Linked DNA regions of Homo sapiens: region 1 is linked to region 2. A link is a contact called in ENCODE Hi-C data. All regions are on one chromosome and are shown on one strand. Each heading gives the region's core, a stretch centred on a gene start or an enhancer-like site at or near the end of the contact. The rest is flanking DNA. Distances are from core to core; before and after follow the strand shown.

Region 1 (3,986 bases), core at 115-2,614, 380 kb after region 2:
GGGCCCTACCTGGGCCCTCACAGGCAGGCGGGACATTGTCAGGCCCTGGGGAGGAGAGAGTCCGTGGGCCAGGAGGCCATTCCAAGGTCAGTTTCCATGGAGTGGGGGAGAGGGTGTAGTGACTGGACTCCAAGACACTTGGGGGAATGGGGAGAATGGCAGTCCCCACAGCTGCACGGGAAGGGCTGGTCCTCACAGAATAGCAGCAAAGACTCATTCATTCCAGGAATGGAAAGAATGCCATGTTCTTGGAGCCTGGAGACAGGGTTTGAGAGGCTGGCAGCGGCTGGGCCACCAGGACCTCATCAGTGATAACCCTGTGATCAGTGTTCCAGCCCCTGCAGGTTTCCTGGAGAGCAGAGTGTCGTCAGAAGGCCTGGAGCTGAGCCAACAGGCAAGATCCAGCCTGCACATGTGTTTAATTTGAACCACATGGTATTTTTTAAAACTCCAAGCCCCCAGGCTCTTGAGTTGGTTACCAGTACTGAAACTCCCCATTGGGAGCCAGCTTTCCAGTTTCTTTTGAAAGTTTGGAACATCCAGCAACACTGATTCAATTTCATTCATTCAGCAGATATTTATTAAGCATCTACTTTGTCAGACACTGTTTTGGGCACTGAAAATATGGCAGTGAACAAAAGAGAGGAACATCCCTGGGCCCTTGGAGTTGACCTTCCAGGGTCCCCCCGGGGCTCCAATTCTTTGGTGCTGTGTAGCAGAGGCCCCGTGAACAGGGCGCCCTCCCATCAGGTTCACACGCATGGAAGCTATGGGAGGTTAAGTTTGCAACCCCTCATCCAGACCATCCCTTCACATACAGTCTAGGAAACAGAGAGCAGTAAGACCTGCCCAAGCACACCCAGTGCGACTCAGCAGCCACACACAGGAGTAGGCTCAGTCATCTCATTTAATCGCCTGACTCCCTTGTGAGGTCTGTTTCAGGATGTCCACTTTCTAGGTGAGGAAGAGGAGGCTAAGGAAGGCAGTGCCTGCTCAGACTGCAGAGGCTGGATTCACCCAACTCATCTGACTCCAACACCAATGTGATTTCCAAGCCCCCAGGCAGGAATTCATTGGGCAAAGGCTCTGTGGCAAAGTGGCAAAAGTAGGCAGGAACAGGCAGGAATAGAGAGTGGGAAAGGGAAAATAATACCTGATTCCTCTTCTATTCCGAGTGAGCTGACCCACATATGCCCTCCTTTCTTCTTTTTCAGCCGGCCTTAAGCAGGTGGCTTATCAAAATCCTTTCGAGGTCTTGCAAAAACCAATCCCACACTCGAGAAGAACGTGCTGGCCGGTGAAATCGGACAACATTGCTCACGGGATGTAATTCAATGGTAGACTGCAGCCACAGCCTGAGAACTCAGACACCTGATTTATGAGACGCACATAAGTAACGTTTACCGAAGCCCAGCAAATGGCCCCACAGTGGGAGAGAAACTGGCAAACCCGTACAGTAGAATTCTGTTGCCCTTCTGTGGGGAAGGCCAGTTATTCATTTACAGAGGGAGAAATTTCTGCCTTGACTAAAAGGATCGATGCTGTGGGAAAAGGTAATATATCTGAGTTCCCATGGATCTGGTTGATAGGTTCACCTGGCGTGTTCCATATGGGGCCAGGCCCAGGCCACACCTGTGGTGCTAACACCTGGGGTGGAGGGAGGAATTAGCAAATAGTCTTCCAGCATCCCCAGCTCCAGCACCCATGTGGGCTTCCACTCTCTCCCTGAGAAGGGCCAAGTAGAAAGAGAGAACAAGGTTTCACTCCAATCCGTTCCCAGCTCTGGGTCTGTCCTGGGCTCCAGAACCGCGTGATCAGGGGCCATATGTGGCCTTCACTGCTCTCTGCAGTGGGAAGGTAAGAAAACTGCCCCCACCCTGCCCCATCATCACCCCAATCCATCATGGGGAGTGGGTGGCACTAAGGCCCTCCAAATCCCAGCCTCGGGGAAACTCCCTGATGTTGCAATGGCCACAGGCAGGCTCTTGCTCTCCGGAGATGAGTCACAAATTTGATGAGGAGCAGGTCGGAAGCAGCCCTGGAAAGTGTTCCTCCCCACCCCTGCTCCCACCACAGCTCCGAGGAGCCTGGGCATCCAACCAGGGCTGATCCAAGCCTTGGCTCCGGCTGAGCTCCGCTCTGGCCTCTGTGCACCTTCAGCTCCTTCCTGCCCTTCTCTTTCCCTGTGCCCAGCCCCTTTCTCCAGACCCCCTTGATTCCTTCTCAGCATCCTCTTGCCTCCCCGGACCACCCCCAGCTCAGGCCCCTGCCCAAGAAGGGCCTCACCGCGGGGCTGCAGAGTGCACAGTGCAGCCGGTCAGAGGTCCAGGTCTCTGAGTCACACATGCCACTGTTCCAGTCCTCACTCCACCACCGCATGGGCCTGGCCGACCACCGAAACTCGGCATCCCATCTGTAAAATGGGAATGAGGAGAGCAGTGCCTCACTGTGTCGTTGTGAAAATTAAGTGACCCAAAAGGACGGCCTTATTCCCTTTTTGGAAAGAGGTAATGGGCAAAGAAAGGGAAGGAAAGGCGAGAAAGGACAAGAGGAAGGTCAGAGATGTATGTGAGACACCAGGACAGCGCCACCCCAGCAAGCACCAACAACCATTTTCTCCTATGAGCAGAAGAGGCTTTAACTATGACTGAAATGAATGCATGTCAAAGCACAGTCTGAATAAAATCCCAAAAATGGTGTCCGTGTCACTCTCCTGGTTGTGATATGGCACGATCCTTGTGTAAGATGTTACTATTGGGGGAAACTGAGTAAAGAATAATGGGGCCGGGCACAGTGCTCATGCCTATAATCCCAGCACTTTGGGAGGCCGAGACAGGCAGATCACATGAGCCCAGGAGTTCAAAGACCAGCCCAGGCAACATGGTGAAACCCTGTCTCTAGTAAAAATACAAAAATTAGCCAGGCATGGGGGTGCACACCTGTAGTATCAGGTACTTGGGAGAATGTGGTGGGAAAATCAGTAGAGCCCAGGGTTCAAGGCTGCAGTGAGCCATGATTGTGCCATTGCACTCCAGCCTGGGCAATAAAGTGAGACCCTGTCTCAGAAAAAAAAAAAAAAAAAGAATGAGTACAAGGCATCTTTCTTATCACTGTATGCAAATCTACTAAAAACCTTAAAAAGAATGCATCATTAAGTTCAACCACTCTGCCTTACAGATGAAGAAACCAAGGTCCAGAGACAAGCAGACTTGTCCAAGGTCACCGAGTAAGCAGGGCTCCTGCTGAAGGGCTCTGTTCAGACCCAAGATGCCCGCTGGGCCCTGGTGACAGGTCTCAGTCTCAGGCTGAGGTCAGAGAAGAGGCCTGAGTGCCAGGGTTCTCATTTGAGTGGCCATGATGATTGCAGAGACTCCCTATGGCCAGGATTGTGTTTAAGGCAGTAAACAGGAAGCCAAGCCTACTTTTCAGGAGCTTCAGGGGACAGAAAACTATCAGGAAGGATTGGTTGGGACCCAGCAAGTACGAGAGGAAGACATTTCAGGGCTTCAGTCAACAAGGGGCTCAGTGTACTGTAGCTGCCAAAATAGCTGCCAGCTCTCAGCTGCATTCAAAGGAGTATAGCCTCTAAAATGAGGAAGGTCATATTCCCTTAATTTAGCACTGGACAGGGTCCATTAGGAGTATTGTGTCCAGCTCTTGGCTGATTCCAAAGACAGGGATCAGACTGGTGAGAGGATGCAACAGCACACCCTCCAGACACATGGCGGCAGAGGGCTTACCACAGAAGATAAGACTTATGTGGAGAGAGGAACAAATGCACTTAGTGTTACCCCAAAGGGACCAAAGAGAAAAAAATCCTGAGAAACACTTTCTGTCTTAATTTAAGGATGGGCTCTTTGACAGGCAGAGCTGTCCCATGATAGAACTGATGGCCCTCAATGACGTGGGTTCCTGGTCTCTGGAGGAGCCCAGCGAAGCTGCAGGATCTCTTGGCAGGAGGCTGCAACAAGAATCCAGGAAGCATC
Region 2 (3,860 bases), core at 1,296-3,795:
GGTTCTCAGAGCACCTAGTGCACACTTACGTACATACATAAGTTTAAGCCAAACCATCTCATGAGATCATCATCGCTGGCTCCATCTCTTTCTTTCAACTGTCTCTTCCCTGGATCCTCAGTACCTGGGGTGAACCTTGCTTGGCACCTGGAAGTCACTCCTGGCCTGTTAGTGACTGGATGGGGGATGCAGTGTGCAAAGGGACTTGTGCAGCGGTCAGTCTGGCTGAGCTTTTGGGGCAGCCTGGTGCTCCTGACTGTTTCTCACCTTATCAAGTAGGTTCTCCTAAATGCATAAGAAGCTGATGACAGCTCTGCTGGCTGACTTCAAAACAGTCAAACCTTCAGTGCTTTATCAGGCAGATCTGTAAGTACAGTTCCTGCTCATAAAATGCATCCGTCACAGCCCCGTGCAACATAAAGGAATTGTTTGCAAACTTTCCCAGGTTATTACCCCCAAACTTAGTAAATATATGTATTGGATAAATAATCTTGGGAGGTCCATAAATTATTGCAGTTTCGGACAGTACTAATCTACCTGCTGGCACATTTCATAGGTTTCACCACCTTATTGACTCACATTTTAATGAAAGAGGAGAGCAAAGCTATAAAAACTATCCTCATGGGTTGGGGACCCGACCAGATGATGGATGACAAAGCAGTGTAGAAAATGTATGAGTTCTGTGTGGTTATTCAGGGTAATTATTATTAAGACATTTTGAGCATCTGACCTCAGTTCCTTTTGTTTTCCTGGGCAAGGACCTACTACCTCCCAGATTCTGCTGCACTTGGCTGGCGGCACTCTGTGCCTACAATCTCACCATTGGAATGGCAGTTCTTCAACAGGATTTTGATGGCTGTCACAGTCACTTTGGGGGACATGCACCTTTTATTTGAAGCTGTTCTTCGAGTCAGATTGTGAGGCACTGGACAGACCTGGATTGAAATCTGAGCTTATCCTCTAATTCCCTGTGTGATTCTTGGACAATTTGCTTCAGCCTTTATGAGTCCTGTTTTCTCTTCTGAGAAATGGGCATAATAACAACAATTAATGGTAATCCCAGCTTTGATTAATATTTGCTGGGTGCTTACTGGGGTAGGGACCCTGTGCAATAAGTCCTTTCCGTGGACTCTTTCACTGAATGTGTACAATAGCTTGATAAAGGAGTTAATTTTATTATTCCCATTTTACAGATGAAAATACTAAGCCTTCGAGTATGTATTGGTGCATACAAAAACACCTCAGATAATGGTTTTGAACATGAATAATCATTTATTTTGCTCAGCTAGGTGGCCTTGCTGCGGGCCTCATGTGAGGTTGCAGTCAGACTGTGACTGGGGCTGGAATCATCTGGGAGGCTTCCTCACTCGCATGTCTGGCCCCTGAGTGAGAAGGGGTGCACAGCCTGAGGGTGGGAGTGGGGAGGCTGGCACAGCTGAGACTCTCCATCGCTCTGTGGACGCTCCGTGTGGCTGGGTAGCCATACTGCCTACCTGTAGTCTAGGGCTCCATTGACCCAAGAGAGAGCAAGAGGTTGTAGTGCGTGGGGGTGTCTGTCTCTATCCTCTTTGGTGATCGAGCCTCAGAAGTCACATAGTATCACTTCCGGCATGTCCTTAGAAGCAAGTCTCTAAGGCCAGCCCATATTCGAGGGGATGGGGGGGGCAGTTAGACTCCATCCTTTGATGGGAGGAGTGCCGAAGGATGCCAGTACGTTTGAAGCCACCACGGAGTGCTTAGGTGACTTACACAAGGTAGACCGTTGCAAGGCAGCAGAGTGGGGTGTCGGATCCCGAGCATGGCCGTCACCCCTCTGCAGTGTAAAGTGTGAAGCACTACGGGCCCCGTGAAACGGGACCTCTGTAAGCATGTGAGCTGTTTCCCCTTCAGATGTCCTTTCTGAAGAAGGAAGCAGAGCTGTGTGCGAGTCCAGCTGCTGCTTCTCAGCTTCAAAGAGGCCTTTATACCAACCCTTGGGGCAGACCACCTCCCCTCCCCTCCCCTGCTGTCCCTGGCCTCCCTTCCCTTCACCTGGAGCCACATTCTCACTTTCTTGGGTCCTGGGCAATTCTGTTTTCATGGGCCTCTTCCACCATAAAAAGAAAAATTAAAAATTATTTCTTAGGACTGAGCTGATATAAAGATGAACATATTAATGTTACATATTAAAAGATTTTCTTCTACCCAGAAGTTCATTGTTTTCCTTCTGATTTTAAATTGGAACATTTCTGTGGGCCCTGGGCACCGTGCCTGCTGCATGTGAAGGAGAAGTTGGCTTGCCCTTCCACCTCCACCCCTCACCCCCTCCTCTCCCTCCCCCTCCTCCTCCTCCGCCTCCACTATTCACTCTTCTGCCCTGGCCACCACTTAGCAGGCTGCTGTCCTCTCCTAGGCTGTGAACTTTCAGGTTCTCTGCACCCTGGGCAAGCCCCGTGACTGGGAGCTGACTGCTCCCCGTAACTCTGGCTTTCCTGTCTCCTGGTCCTTCACCAAGGGTAGACCTCCCTCGTGAGGAGGAACTTAAGCAGAGACTCATCTTCCCTGTAAGCCCACGGAGCCGTCACCCCTGTCTGGCTTCTGGCTGGTCTCTCATAGCAGAGTACCGGAAGGGCCTCCCTTCCTGTGCACCTGCAGGGGTGGTGGCAGTGCAGAGATGGCTGCTCTCCTGGCTCCTGCGTCTGACACCCCAGCCAGCCCATCCATCCGTGAATCCTCCACTCAACCATTTAGGAAACAGCTTTTTACTGGTGAGCATTTCACGAGGCCTACCTAGTCTCCTTCCTCATGGAATTTAGAGGGACACAAAGACAAAAAAAAAAAAAAAAAACTGACAAATGATTCTAAGCAATGGGAGATTTTTTTCCCCAAGGGGTGGGGTCTCACTGTGTTGCCCAGGCTGGAAGGCAGTGGCTATTCACAGGCGCAGTCACTGCACACTACACCCTTGAATTCCTAGGCTCAAGCACTTCTCCTTTTTTAGCTTCCCAGCAATGGGAGATTTTTTTTTATAAGAAATTGGCATTTCATGGAAATCGAAGCAAGAAGTGTAGTCTGGCTTCGTGAAGGAGAAATGAAGCCATCAGCGACCAGGATGTTTTCCTTCCTCTCTGTCTGGAGCCCCAGGTCTCACCATCTTGTACCCTTTGTCTCTAACCTTCCTCTCCAACTTCAGGTTTTTCTTCTCGTCCTCTGAGCATATGGCCAAACAATGGTCACCCCAGTATGGCAGCCCCAACCCTACATTTGTGTGGCCTCAAAGCTCACTCCATCTCCCCGGGGCCTAATTTCCCAGGAGAGAAGTAGAGTGGCCTGGCTTGGTGAGGAGCCCTCTGCTCTAAACAGCTGTGGCTGGGAGGTGGTGTCACATGGTAGGGAAAGCTGTCCCTCGAGGCTGTCACTGAGACAGGCTCCCCAGGTAGGGTGTGCAAGAGGGGAGAGAGAAATAGCACGTTCACTACACCTTTGCCTCAAAACCAATTCTGGTTTAGGGTGGTGGTTGCCAGCCTTTTGATGTCCACAGAAGAGGATATTTGTTTAGTTGAGAAATTGGTATAAGATTGCCCAATTTTAATCTGCCCTCTCTCATCAGCATGTGATAAATAATTTAGAAAACAGGAAGACCTTAATATTAGAATCGTGAAAGTATTTTAAATTTGTTCATTAATCAAATTAATCAAATGTAATTAAATTAATCAGAGTATTCTTGGTTTTCCCATTTCACCCCTGACAGCTGAGACTTTGGTCACAGAGCTGAACGGGTCTGTGGGCTTACACCGGGACCCACAGCACTCGGAGTCCTCAGAAATCATTGTTAACAACAATAATACAACCCAGACAGCAGCAGAAAGAATCGACCCGTG

Evidence for each region. Hi-C counts contacts between places; a loop is a spot of excess contacts on that map. Pooled maps may share reads with other maps.
Region 1: a loop to region 2 is called in a pooled map, with 4 times the contacts of the local background. The contact joins the promoter of BDKRB1-AS1 here to the enhancer-like site in region 2. A Hi-C loop is called at or near these places in 1 of 37 single-sample maps with no recorded cell type and 8 of 50 pooled maps.

Annotation. Positions count from the first base shown.
Region 1 is chr14:96,267,216-96,271,201 of GRCh38, forward strand. BDKRB1-AS1 (BDKRB1 antisense RNA 1) reads right to left here and starts at 1,365. Exons shown (of 2, transcript XR_007064322.1): 1 at 1,154-1,365. RefSeq lists an enhancer at 1,440-2,639.
Region 2 is chr14:95,887,151-95,891,010 of GRCh38, forward strand. The region is part of intron 1 of TUNAR (transmembrane neural differentiation associated intracellular calcium regulator); the gene reads left to right. Among named protein-coding and RNA genes, the nearest start is that of TUNAR, 12 kb to the left of the region's middle. Within about 2 kb of position 2,546, at least 2 of the 41 ENCODE cell types and tissues checked have a DNase peak (open chromatin) inside an H3K27ac peak, as active enhancers do.